3 separate regions of the Mus musculus genome follow, and all the other regions are linked to region 2. A link is a loop called in an ENCODE intact Hi-C map of the cell type or tissue named here. Cell type or tissue: left cerebral cortex. All regions are shown on one strand. Links, peaks and the distances in the headings refer to the core of each region. The heading gives the core; the rest is flanking DNA.

Region 1 (3,766 bases), core at 692-3,191, 58 kb before region 2:
GGCATTGAGAACAGGTGTCACTGAGGGTGACCTCTGCACCTGTGCAGGAAGGGCAGGGCCAGGCAGGGCTGTGGATATGCAGATCCATCCATCCCAAAGCAGGGGAAGAGCCAGCTGAATCTGCCCACCCCACCCCTCCCCTCCCCACCCCACCCTGCACCGCGGAGTCCATGCACTCTGACCTACAGAGAACTTAACAATCCTTCACCTTCTACCTCAGAAAGAATACTTGAGACACTCTTACTGATCAAGGAAAGAAACAGGACAGGACACTATGGGCCTGTGGGTCACAGTGGGGCCTGGCATTCAGATGAGCTGTGGCCAATGTGGCTGCTGTGTCTAGCACTTGTCTCTAGCCTCAGACGGACAGAGAACTGGCAGGCAGGGCCTCAGGGATTTGTGGCCAGCAGGAGCCAATCAGCACAGACCGTGCACCCTGTGGATGCCCAACAAGCATAGACAGCAGGTAGCTGGAGAAATCGTCCCAAGGCACGGCAACTTGTCACAGGCAGTAGTCACTATGGCCGGCACTGCGAAGGGAGTGAGTAGATTCGGGGTTCTAAAAGAGGCCTGCACACTGTGCTAAGGTGACCGTGGTAACTAGATCCCCACACAAGAAACTGAGAACCACAGGGGCCCTACACAGCATCTGCTCACCTCACACGCTACAGAATCCCGACAGTCTCCACTCTGGCCTGTCCTGAAAGAACAAGCTCACTGCCATGGTTCACCCCAAGATAGCCCCCCCCCCCCCCCGACTATTGAAGAAACTTCATTATCAGAGCCAAGGTGATGGGGCACGCATGCACACTGGGAGTCCAAGGCCAGCCTGGTCTACACAGCAAGTTCCTGGACAGCCAGAGCTACATAATAAGGAGATCCTGTCCCGAAAATAAAACAAACAAAAAGAGTCTGCCTCAGAACCTGTCCCCAAGGCCTGCGCAGCCATCCTTCCAGCTGCATCCAGTTTCTTATCCTTGATTTTGAGTGTGTGTGTGTGTGTGTGTGTGTGTGTAGGTGTGTGTAGGTGGGTGGGTTGTGATCAGAGCATGCAGCTTAACTTCCTATAGTGCTCTGGTCACTGCCCCAGACGCCAACCATCTTTAAGTGACCACCAAATGGTCATGGGAGAACACAGGGACTCTGCTGTATGTCCCTGACAATGCAGACAGTACCCACACCACAGGGCGGAACCCAGGCAAGCTTCCAAATGACAGAGGCAGGAAAGGCCAACAGAAGGAACAAGTGTCAGGAAATGAGGCTGGCCTGATTCCAGCCAGGCTCTCAGCCTATCTAGTGCCAGGGTCTCTTGTCACTTACGCCCTTAAACACACAAATACAACAGGATGGATTATGAGGGAACACCCAAACTCAACAGCTGCCAACAGCAATAAGGCAGGCTAGGCCCCGCTCTCTGTGCATGGAAAGGGCCACAGTCATCCGGGAGAAGTCTGTGAGGTCTCGTTGCCTCACTCTAAGCATTCCCTGTGCAGCGTGTGCCAGCCTTGAGGACTAAAGGGCAATGACAGGAAGGGACTCGGAATTGGCTTGTGACAGGAACAGCCTTCCCAGGTATGAGCCAGCTCTGCTGTGGGGACATCATGTAATTAATACCCACCTATTTAGAAGCCCTCAGAAATGCTGTCTATACATCCCTTGAGCTAAAGAGATGGCTCAGTGGGTAAAAGCCCTGGCTGTTCTTTCAGAGGACTTGGATTTGGTTCCCAGCACTCACAAGGTGACTCACAACCATCTCCAATGCCAGTTTTAGGGAACTGATGCCCTCTTCTGGCCTTCATGGGTACTAGTCACACACATGGCATGGCCCACAAACATATATACATGTAAACATACAAACATAAAAAAATGTCTCGGTGGTTAAGAGCATTTGCTGCTGTTGCTGAAGACTTGGGTTTTATTCACAGCACCCACAGAGGGGTTCACAGTCATCTGGAACTCAGGTTCCACAGGATCAAACGTCCTCTTCTGACTTTTTCCAGCCCCAGGAATGCACATGGTGGGTATGTAGATGTATGTGCAGGCAAAGCATTTAAACACATCACAAATTAAAACAAGTAAGTCTCTAAAACTATACTTTGGGAAGTTATTTCATTTTATATGAATAATTATTTTGTTGTTGTTGTTGTTGTTGTTTTCAAAACAGGATTTCTCTGTGTATCCTGGAACTCACCGGCCTTAAACTAAAAGATGTGCCTGCCTCTGCCTGCAGCTTGCTGGGATTAAAGTCGTGCTCCACCACCCCTTGGCTAAGCACTCTACTTGCATGTGTTTATTATGTGTGTGTCTACTGGAGCCTCTGGCACTGCAGTTATGGGCAGTTGTGAACCACATGTGGGCATTAGAGATAGAATTCAGGTCGTCTGCAAGAGCAAACGATGAATTCCTAATCACCAAGCAATCTCTCCAGGTCCCTTCCCAAATTGGAAAGGAGGAAGGAAATGAGGGAGGGAGAGAGGGAGGGAGGGAGGGAGGGAAAGTGAGTTGCATCTCTCTTAAGACTCTGGCTCACTGTGGACAAAGTGCTGGCTGTTCTCTTCCAGATTCTAGAGCCAGATACAAGGAGATGCCAACACCCTAGAGCAAAAAAAAAGGAGGTTTCACCTTGTCTGCCCTGGTAGGAGTTGCCACACATATAGAAGATTCACTAGATGCCAAGACCCAACTAAGTATCATGGCACAGGCAGGTAGTCTCTGCCTGAGGGTGTCAGGGCCTGGATGCCTACACATAGATACACTGAGATAGACTGGGCCCAGCTGACATTCTGCTAGATGCATAAGGACCCTCAGAGGTTACATTAGCAGTCGACCTGTGGTCCCTCTGGTTGGCAACTTCTGCCAGTGTTGTGATGTTGTTGATGACTACCTCAAACCTCCTGGCCACTGGGGTTTGTCATTTATACAAAGATAGTCCACACCCAGGCCCAAAGAGCAACATATGTGAGCCATCTGGGAGTCCATGATCTCCTTAGTGGGGGCAAACCTTTAATAGGATATTTTGATGTTACCTCAATTCTGGAGCCAGAGACAACGTCAAGCAACTTTACCAAAGTCAGAGGCCATACACCTGGCTACCCCTCAGGGTTGGGACCTCCATGGTACACCAGGGTTGGAAGTAACTCAGCGATGGTGGACAGGGCTAACCTATGCTTGTGTCCAAGAACAAGCAGCTCCTGCATATTCCAGGGGAGTTGCTCGTTGACAGTAGCTTCCTAACAGAAAGCAGTGAGGCTGAGCCAGGCATGCTTCAAACACACCTCTCCTGAGCTTGAATGCTTTGCAAGGTCTGGTGGGCCGAGCCTTGGGAAACTCTACTTTTGACCCTGACATGGATCCCAAAGGACAGTATCCAACAGCACCACCAGAAAACAGCTCTGGGGTGGGAAACGCCAGTTGTGTCTGGCAAGACTCAGCAGAGAGCCACTGGGAAGGTTACGGTAAGTGTAGAAATACATTAATCCCGTGATGGATGTGTCTGAAGCACTTGGAGAGGAAGATGGTGGGCAGCACCTGGGGTGACACACCAGGGGTATCAGCCCCACAAAGGACCCCGACGCAGTAAGATGCAACGTCTTACCCAGAGTTTTGAGACGCTGGGCACAGTTCACATGCACCTGAGGTGCAGCCTACAGACAGAGCCAGAATGGGATCTGTGTACCAAGGAAACTACAAGTGGCCAACAGGGCAGGTGACTGCTTCTTATAATCTTCTTTTTGTGCCTGCAAATGGTCAAACACTAATGTCTATC
Region 2 (3,766 bases), core at 498-2,997:
CCCTTTGCACTTGCCGAAGCACTCGTGGTACACGCGGACGCTGCGTTCGCTGAGCTCCAGGCCCAGCGCCAGGCTGGCCGCCAACTCCTTCTTGCAAGGCGGCGGGTAGGCGCCGCCGTAGAGCAGCGCGTTGCACAGGCGCTCGGCGTCCGTCTTAGTGATGAGCCCGCAGGAGGGCGCGGAGAAGGGCAGGATGCCCATGACTTTGAGGATCTCCAGCTGGTCGGCGGTGCAGCGCGAGCAGTAGATGTGCAGCTCATCGCACACGGAGTTGATCTGCTGCAGTGAGAAGTCGCGCAGCACCGAGTTGAGGATCTGCGGCAGGCACAGACGCTTCTCACCTCCCACCACGAAACAAGAGATGGTCTCCCCTTCCAGCACGGTCTCACAGCGCTCGGTGGAGCGGTCCGACGGCATGAAGAAGGGCCCGGGAAGCACGGGCGGCGGCGGCTGGATGGCAGGCAGGTGCAGCACGGGCGGCGGCTCCGCGGCAGTGGGCACCGGCGCCGGCACTGTGGCCGCACCCGCCTCCTTGGCGCTCTCCTTCTTGTAGGCCTCCTGCGCCCAGCGCGCCGAGAAAGCGGCCGGGCCGCCCAGCGAGCTCATGGAGCTCAGGTGGAACTGCTCCAGCGTCTTCTGCAGCCCCGGGTGCGGCTGGAAGCCGCCCCGGCCGGCCGCTGCAGCTTCCATGGTGCGATCGGGCTCCCCCGGCCGCTCCCGCTCCCGTGCGCCCGGGCCCCCACGGCCTCCGCCGCCGCCCCGCGCACCCCGCCGCCGCCCGCGACCGCGGCCACGACCGCCCCCCGTCGCCGGTTCACGGCCGATCACGGCCCCGGCCTCGGCCTCGCCCGGGGGCGCGAAGGCGAAGGCGGGCGGGGCGAAGGGGTCCCGCCGCTGGAGCCCGCCGCCGCCCGGGCCCGGCGCCACATCCACGCGCCCCGCGCCGCGCCCGCCGCCGCCCGGGCCCCCCGCGCGCGCGGCGCGCCGCCGCTGCCCCGCTCCTCCCACCGCGCGGCGCCCGCTCGGCTCGTCCCGGCGGTGCTGACCGGCCGCGTCGCGCCCGCCGCCGGCCCCTGGCGGCCTGCCCGCCCGCGCGGCCGCCTGCCGGCTCCCGGCCGCCCGCTGGCCCGCGCGCGCGGCTCCCGGGACGGCGGAGGCGCCTCTGGCCCGCGGCCTCAGAGCGCCGCGGCGGCGCGGGGCTCTGCGCACTGGGCGCACATCTTTCCGGCGGCTCGCTCCGGCTCGGACTGAGCGCCGGGAGCTGAGCTCACGCCGCCGCGCGCCGCCCCGCCCCGTACCGCCCCGCCCCGCCCGCGCCAGCCCCGCCTCCCGCGTTGTTTGTTGCCGTGCGTCCGCCTCAGCCGGAGTGCGGGCCAGGAATGTGACCAGCTCCGGGCGGGCTCTTCCAAGAACGCGCGCTCCCCCTCCCGGGCTCAGTGGCGCTCGGCTACGCCCGGACCGGACTCGGCCAAGCTCGGCTTTGTCCGCCCACAGCTCGACTCCGCTCGGCTCCCCCGTACCGGAGCTCGGCCCCTCTCGGCAGTGCTCGGCCCCGCTCGGCCCTACTCGGTACCGGCTCGGCCCTGCTCGGCCCTACTCGGTCTCGCTCGGCCCCGCCTTGTGGAGGCCACTGGAGGCGGCCACAGCGGAGGCGCCTGGGGCCCCCCTTCCGGCCGAGGCCGCTTCCTGCGCGGCTGGGAAGACTCCGGTCCTGCTGCCACCACGGTCTTGGGGCCCCCGAAACCCACAAGGCCCCTGCCACAACCACAGGCCAGCTGAGCGGCGGTCCGCAGTAGATCTGCGCCGCTGCCGCCCTACATCCCGGGGTTCCCGTTCTAGGTAGACACTGTGAAGTAACCTTCACTCCCCACACTGCTGGACGTCGTGCTCCACGAGACACTCATAACAAGGACACCACAAAACAAAACCCAGGTTCCCTTCCTCATAGCAAGGATGCCACAAAACATTCGGGTTCTGATACAAGAACGTCTCAAAGCACCCTAGGGTCGCCACACAACCGAAGTTCCTACCCCCATATGATAGGGGCAACACAAACACGCATTCCAGGTGACATAAAGGACACCACAGAACACTCATGCCAGGTTACTCTTATGTTGAGAAGATAGCTCAAAAACCCATGTGCCTGCACAAAGAACCACTCAAGGTCTTCAGAGCAGGACTGCCCAAAGTACTTCTGGGTTTCCATGTGTAGTGATATACAGAACTCCACACTCAAGAACAACACAGGATTGCAGAGCTCACAGCATGACCTAGGGATGCAGAGGAGGTACAGCTATGGAGAGTCCCTGTGTCACTCACTGGCAGGTAACACCGACTACCCCATGAACTGTGACCCAGCCTCTCATCAGTGATATAGGTACCAGCAACATCTGTCTACTGGACCCTGTTCTGTGAGGTGGGAACTTAGGAACGTAATCCTATATTGAAGAAGCTGCGTCTAGTAGCTTTTGGCCCTTCTTGAGCCAGCCATTAGCCAATAGCTTGGACAGCAGATCTCTGTGATTCTCAGGCTGGCAGCTGCTATGATCCTTACCCTGCATCCTCCAGGACTGGGAACCAAGTATCCATGTGCATAGCAGGTATCTAGGTTACGGCCTGAGTAGGACTACACTGGCCCTCCATATATTGGCTATACATTGGGATCAAAGTAAGGCAATCTTGCAGAGTGTCACCCAAAGTAGCTAACATATAACAAAAGGGCTGACACAAGGATTCAAAACCAGACCCTGAAGGACAGTTTAAGTGAAGAAGTGAGAAATTTCCCCCTCAAAGACCCAGGGCCTCAAACTGGCCTGGGCACAGGCCTTTCCTGATTGGTGAAGTAAGAGGGCCATACCCAGGGCGGCCTGAGTTATCTTCAGCTTTTGACAAGTTTCTGACCTCCTGGGTAAGACCAGAACAGACACAAGCCAACACTCCCAGACACAGTGCCTACCTTGGAGCTGGCCAGGCATCTCTGTGCAAGCCTCAGCTGCTCCTACCTCAAGGCAGGCCTTGATATTCAAAGTCTGGAAGCTAGATAGTTCCCTGTATGAAGACAAAAGTCCGCTCCTGTGTTCCCACCGTGCCCAGGGGATCATCCTTCCGTGTTAGCACAACTCGGGCTCCCAGTTTACTCTTCTGACTTCATTCATAATGAGGAGTTCCCACTCTTAGCTCTCTCTTCTGTCAATACATGCGACAACTGGTAAGGGATTGGCAGGATAGCTCATCAGGTAAATGGTTGCCCTCAAGCCTGACAGTCGGGGGTAGAAAGAGAAAAATGCTCCCATGACTTGTCTGCTGACTTCCGTACGTGCACTATGCCATGAGCCTCCCCACAACTTAAAGATCTTTTTTTCAGTGTAGCAAAATAAGCAGTTGGGTTTTTTTATTTTTTTTTTAAAGACAGCTAATTATTTCATGAAGGGAATATTTACAAAACAAAAGAGACTTAGTTGTATCCCTGTAGATAGCTTTGTCTGCACACGTGCAGACTCCATACAAATTAATGTGACGTTTGAGAGAGTGACTTCCTTGCATGGGGTTATATTCCACCCAAATCAGGCAAATTGTAATCCAAAGAAGGTGACTTAGACAGCCCTTGAATGATCTATGCAAGCTAAAACACACTTTTTATTTTTACTCAAGCACTTGGGAACAGAATCAAACAGATCTCTGGGTTCCAGCCTAGCCTAGCCTACACAGTGAGGCCCATCTCAAAACAAACAAACAAGGAAGTTATGATCTTTATCTTAGTGGGGCC
Region 3 (3,766 bases), core at 692-3,191, 79 kb before region 2:
AGCTGGGCCTGGGTGGGAGGCCTTTGGGCTAAAGGCCCTATTGTGAAGGGGAGGCAGTCAAGCCTGGGTCCTCTCCACCATGCTAGAGAGGCCCAGTCCTGGAGGACAAGGCTGTCCTGGAACTCACTTTGTAGACCAGGATGGCCTCCAACTCAGAAATCTGCCTGCCTCTGCCTCCCAAGTGCTAGGATTAAAGGTGTGCACCACCACGCCTTTAATGAACTTCTATAGACAAAGTTCTCTCCTCTAAAAGGGCCCAGGCTGATATAGGTCCAAAGGGGAAATGCTTGTCTGGCTGGCCCAAGAAATTAGCCTTGTTCCAGCATCTCTAACATCCATCCTGGTGGGAGGCTATTAGGCCATGAGACTCATCTCACATAGGGTCATAGGAAGCCTAAGAAATCGTCCACTCACAGCTCTGGCAGGGCCTTGAGGTCAGGGTGAGCCTGGGCTTGCAGCTCTGCTGTTGGGCTCTACTAGAAAGAGCCTAGAACAGGGGCAGGGGTGGCTAGAGCATTCCCACCCACACCCACTGCTGAGTCTTTGATCAGCACTGGGCAAAGCCCCTGTTACCTCTGGACAGTGAGAAAGATCTTTCAGCTCCAAGATTGAGGGTGTCACACAGGGCAAAGCCAGGTGACAGCCAAGCCCCTCAGCAAGAACTGCCTGGGGGGACAGGATTGGAGCCCACGACTGAACAATGTGGTGTCTGGGCCAGGCCTCCCTCCAGTGCAGCCACCAGCCAGCGCTTCTCATACCAGTCTTATGCATCTGATGGGGGACAGATCCAGGAACAGGGTCAGATCAGGCCTGTGGCCTGGTTCAGCGGCCATGGCCGTGAGCTCACACTGGCTCCCCAGGCCAGCACCCTTGGCCCAGCCTGGTGCAGCTGCATGTTCCTGGGAACGCCTAGAGATGGGCTGCTTGGGAACACTGTGGCTGCGTCGCTATGCAGGGCTTTCCTCCAGCTGCCAGAGCGGGGCTGGCCTGCTGCCGTTGCTTTACTGATACAATGTGCGTCCCCCGTCCCAGGCACCCCAGTCCCAGTTCATGGGCCTCCTAAAGCCAGTTTCTCTAAAGAAACTGACCCAAGGCCAAGCAAATTCCTCCAGCCCCCAGGCCCACTCTCATCCTGTCCTGTCCAGGAAGGCACAGCCCTTAGCTGAGCCAGAATGGAGGGTAACTACTTGCTCAGTGGCTGGAATGTCACTCGGCTGGGCTCTGCTGTGCTTGGTGGTGGGAGCCTGCCCCAACCCAGTTTCAGCTGCCGCCACATTCCTGGTGTGAGCCTGGGCCAGCCAAGGAGCTTTTTCCACACTCTGGTGCCAGCCCCAGCGGGCTCAGGGGAGGGAGAGAGGGCTGTTTCTATGGCAACTTCCCTTTTTGTTATTTCTTATTTTCTTTTTTATGGTTTCTCCAACTTTGAAGCTCTCCAGACAGTTTACAGACTGTGGAAAGGAAAAGTGCTTTCCCTTCTGTGCCCCCCTCCCGCCTTCCCTCCCCCCAGCCCCCCAAGCTTTCTCTCTCCTGCCTCCAGTTTTTCCCTTACCCCAGCCCCCCCCCCAGGCTTTCCCTCCCCAGAGACCCCCAGGCTTTCCCTCCCTCTCAGCCCCCCCTAGGGCTTTCCCTCTCCAGAGACCCCCAGGCTTTCTACCCTCCAGTCCCCTAGGGCTTTCCCAACAGCACCCCCCCAGGGCCTCAGGACCCCACCAGACACTTCAAACCTTCAGAGGCCCAGCTATTTCTTAAATATTTAGAGAAAATGAATGTGTTTTCTCCAAAAACAATGTAGTCAAGTATTTACAAAAAGACTCAGCCACGTGGCCTAATTAGCAGTTGGGAGCAGGGGTCTCTGTGGCTTGACCCCAAGGGCTGGCCCACACCACTGCTTACTTCAGATCCAGGCTGGGCCTGCGAAGCTGGTTGCTTTGCCCAAACGCTTGCTAACCAAACACCCAACCTCAGGATGGCAGTCTGTGGCAGGCAGAGATGATAGGGCTGAGATACCCAGGGAGGGTGAAGAGCCTAGGCTCCAGTGGTCACACTAGCCTGATACCCCTGCCTGTCCCTCACAGGGGAGTATGTGCTCATGGTCTGTGATGTGACCAGCCCTCCCTTCCTGGGCCACAGGCTGCCCACCACCTTCAAACACCTGCGGATCTTAGCCAAGGGGGACACCCACTGGCCCCATGTCCCTGAAGATCACCAGAAGCTCTAAGCTAGCGGCTACTCTTGGCTGTTGGACATAAAGGAGCCAGCAATACCCTCATGGGAAGGCCAGCCTTCCCTGAATGGAGATTGATGCTGCTTCTCCCAGGGACCACATCCTCTCTATTCCTAAACAACCTGAGCGTTAGGACTGCCCACGTGAGCCCCACAGCTACTGACGTCAATAAAATTCTAAATACCAACCCTGAGTAGCACCTTTTGTGGGACTCCTTCTAGCAGGCTCTTGGCCCCAGCACTGCATTGGGTTGGAGTCTTATGGGACACAGGTAGAGGCTAGGCTCAGTGTCCCAGTGCCCTCTGAGGACCCTCATATCTGCCCCACCAACATTATTCCCAGGGCCATGGAGGTCTACGTTAGATTTCTGTGAAGGCAAGAACTGGGGGCAACTAGGCCATCCAGCGTGAGGAGCCTCAAGTTCAGGTTCCCTAGCGTCGCAGAGTGAAGAGGGCCTCCTTACCTGGTCATCCCCAGCAGTGGTAAGGTAGGGTCATGGGGGGGGCGGGTCTCATAACTGCCGCTGAAGGGACACACCTGACTGCTGAGGAGGCCCAACCCCCTGGGTCAGCCATCTTTTCACCAGGTCACAGGAGGTCTCTGGACCTGCCCTCTACTGTTATCTCCTAAACTACTCATGAGCATCACTTCTCAAGTCTGCCCTTCAGGCACAGTACAACATTCTGTAGTCTCCTCCTCCTCCTCCTCCTCCTCCTCCTCCTCCTTCTCAAGATGAAACCAAATTTCTGTCAAAAGAAAAACAAAGAAAATGATGTTTCAATTTAGGAAGGAAAATGGCTGGGAGTGAGCAGCCGCAGCTGCCGTTTTCCAGCCCATCCTCAGGCAGCCTCTGGTATTTAACTCCCCACAGCATGCTGAGCTTTTGAAACTTGCAGTCACTGTTCCATGTGGGTATGGCAGGCGGGGCTTGTGCCACAGTGGCTCCTCAGCTGGCATCAGGTCTGTCCTGGTAATCGAGGCAGGCCAGGTGGGGCTGCTTTCCATCACAGCCTCTGCAAACAGCTCCAGGCTGGCCACCTACACAGTCATCAGCAAACCCACCAGCTGTCCAGGCAAGACCCCGGGCTTCCTGCTCTGGCTTCCTGACACAGCCACTGAGGTTCTGAGATGACACTGGCTTCTTATCCTTGTCTCAGGACATTAGGGGTAGCCACAATATCCAGACAGACACACTGCCTCTTCTGGACAAGTGTATCTGCACCGGTAACTGCTGGTCTTCTGAGAACTGTGGTCGCTGGAACTGGCCCGGCCCTCCATGTGGCCAGGACAGGAACAGGTGCAGATGTTCTCGTCTGCAACCCCTCCTCCACCCAGGGCCCTGCCGCCGAGTGGTCCAAGCACATGAAACTTGAATGCCCAAGAAGAGTTCTAGCGCCAGATCTGGTAATGTGTAACCCCAGCAGTTGAGAGGATCATTGTCCACTCAAGACCAGCTTTGGCGATATAGACGGAGCCTATCTTAAAAGAAGAGTAGAGACTAAATTAAGGATGGAGGAGATAGCTTAGTTGGGAATGCATCTG

The links. A loop is a pair of places that touch in the nucleus more often than their neighbours do. Peaks named below come from ENCODE experiments on the same cell type or tissue, not always from the same donor. Only the 100,000 strongest peaks of a DNase experiment are listed, where the experiment ranks them.
Region 1: it touches region 2 in a loop (2.2-fold over the local background); 17 of 42 quality-filtered maps call a loop at or near these places.
Region 3: it touches region 2 in a loop (2.1-fold over the local background); 16 of 42 quality-filtered maps call a loop at or near these places.

The regions. Positions count from the first base shown.
Region 1 is chr4:155,163,463-155,167,228 of GRCm38, forward strand. The region is part of intron 1 of Ski (ski sarcoma viral oncogene homolog (avian)); the gene reads right to left. Among named protein-coding and RNA genes, the nearest start is that of Ski, 57 kb to the right of the region's middle. In left cerebral cortex, for the core only: a CTCF peak has its summit at 1,784 (motif pointing left); a DNase peak (open chromatin) is centred at 1,241.
Region 2 is chr4:155,221,831-155,225,596 of GRCm38, forward strand. Ski (ski sarcoma viral oncogene homolog (avian)) reads right to left here and starts at 705. Exons shown (of 7, transcript NM_011385.2): 1 at 1-705. The coding sequence starts at 690. Gm42364 (a long non-coding RNA gene) reads right to left here. Exons shown (of 2, transcript XR_881641.2): 2 at 3,610-3,766. In left cerebral cortex, for the core only: a CTCF peak has its summit at 1,656; a DNase peak (open chromatin) is centred at 1,498; H3K4me3 peaks cover 836 bases; H3K27ac peaks cover 877 bases.
Region 3 is chr4:155,143,092-155,146,857 of GRCm38, forward strand. It overlaps Morn1 (MORN repeat containing 1), which reads left to right. Exons shown (of 14, transcript NM_001081100.1): 14 at 2,076-2,416. The coding sequence ends at 2,218. Among named protein-coding and RNA genes, the nearest start is that of Morn1, 58 kb to the left of the region's middle. In left cerebral cortex, for the core only: a CTCF peak has its summit at 1,950; DNase peaks (open chromatin) are centred at 968, 1,273, 1,925 and 3,148; H3K27ac peaks cover 1,552 bases.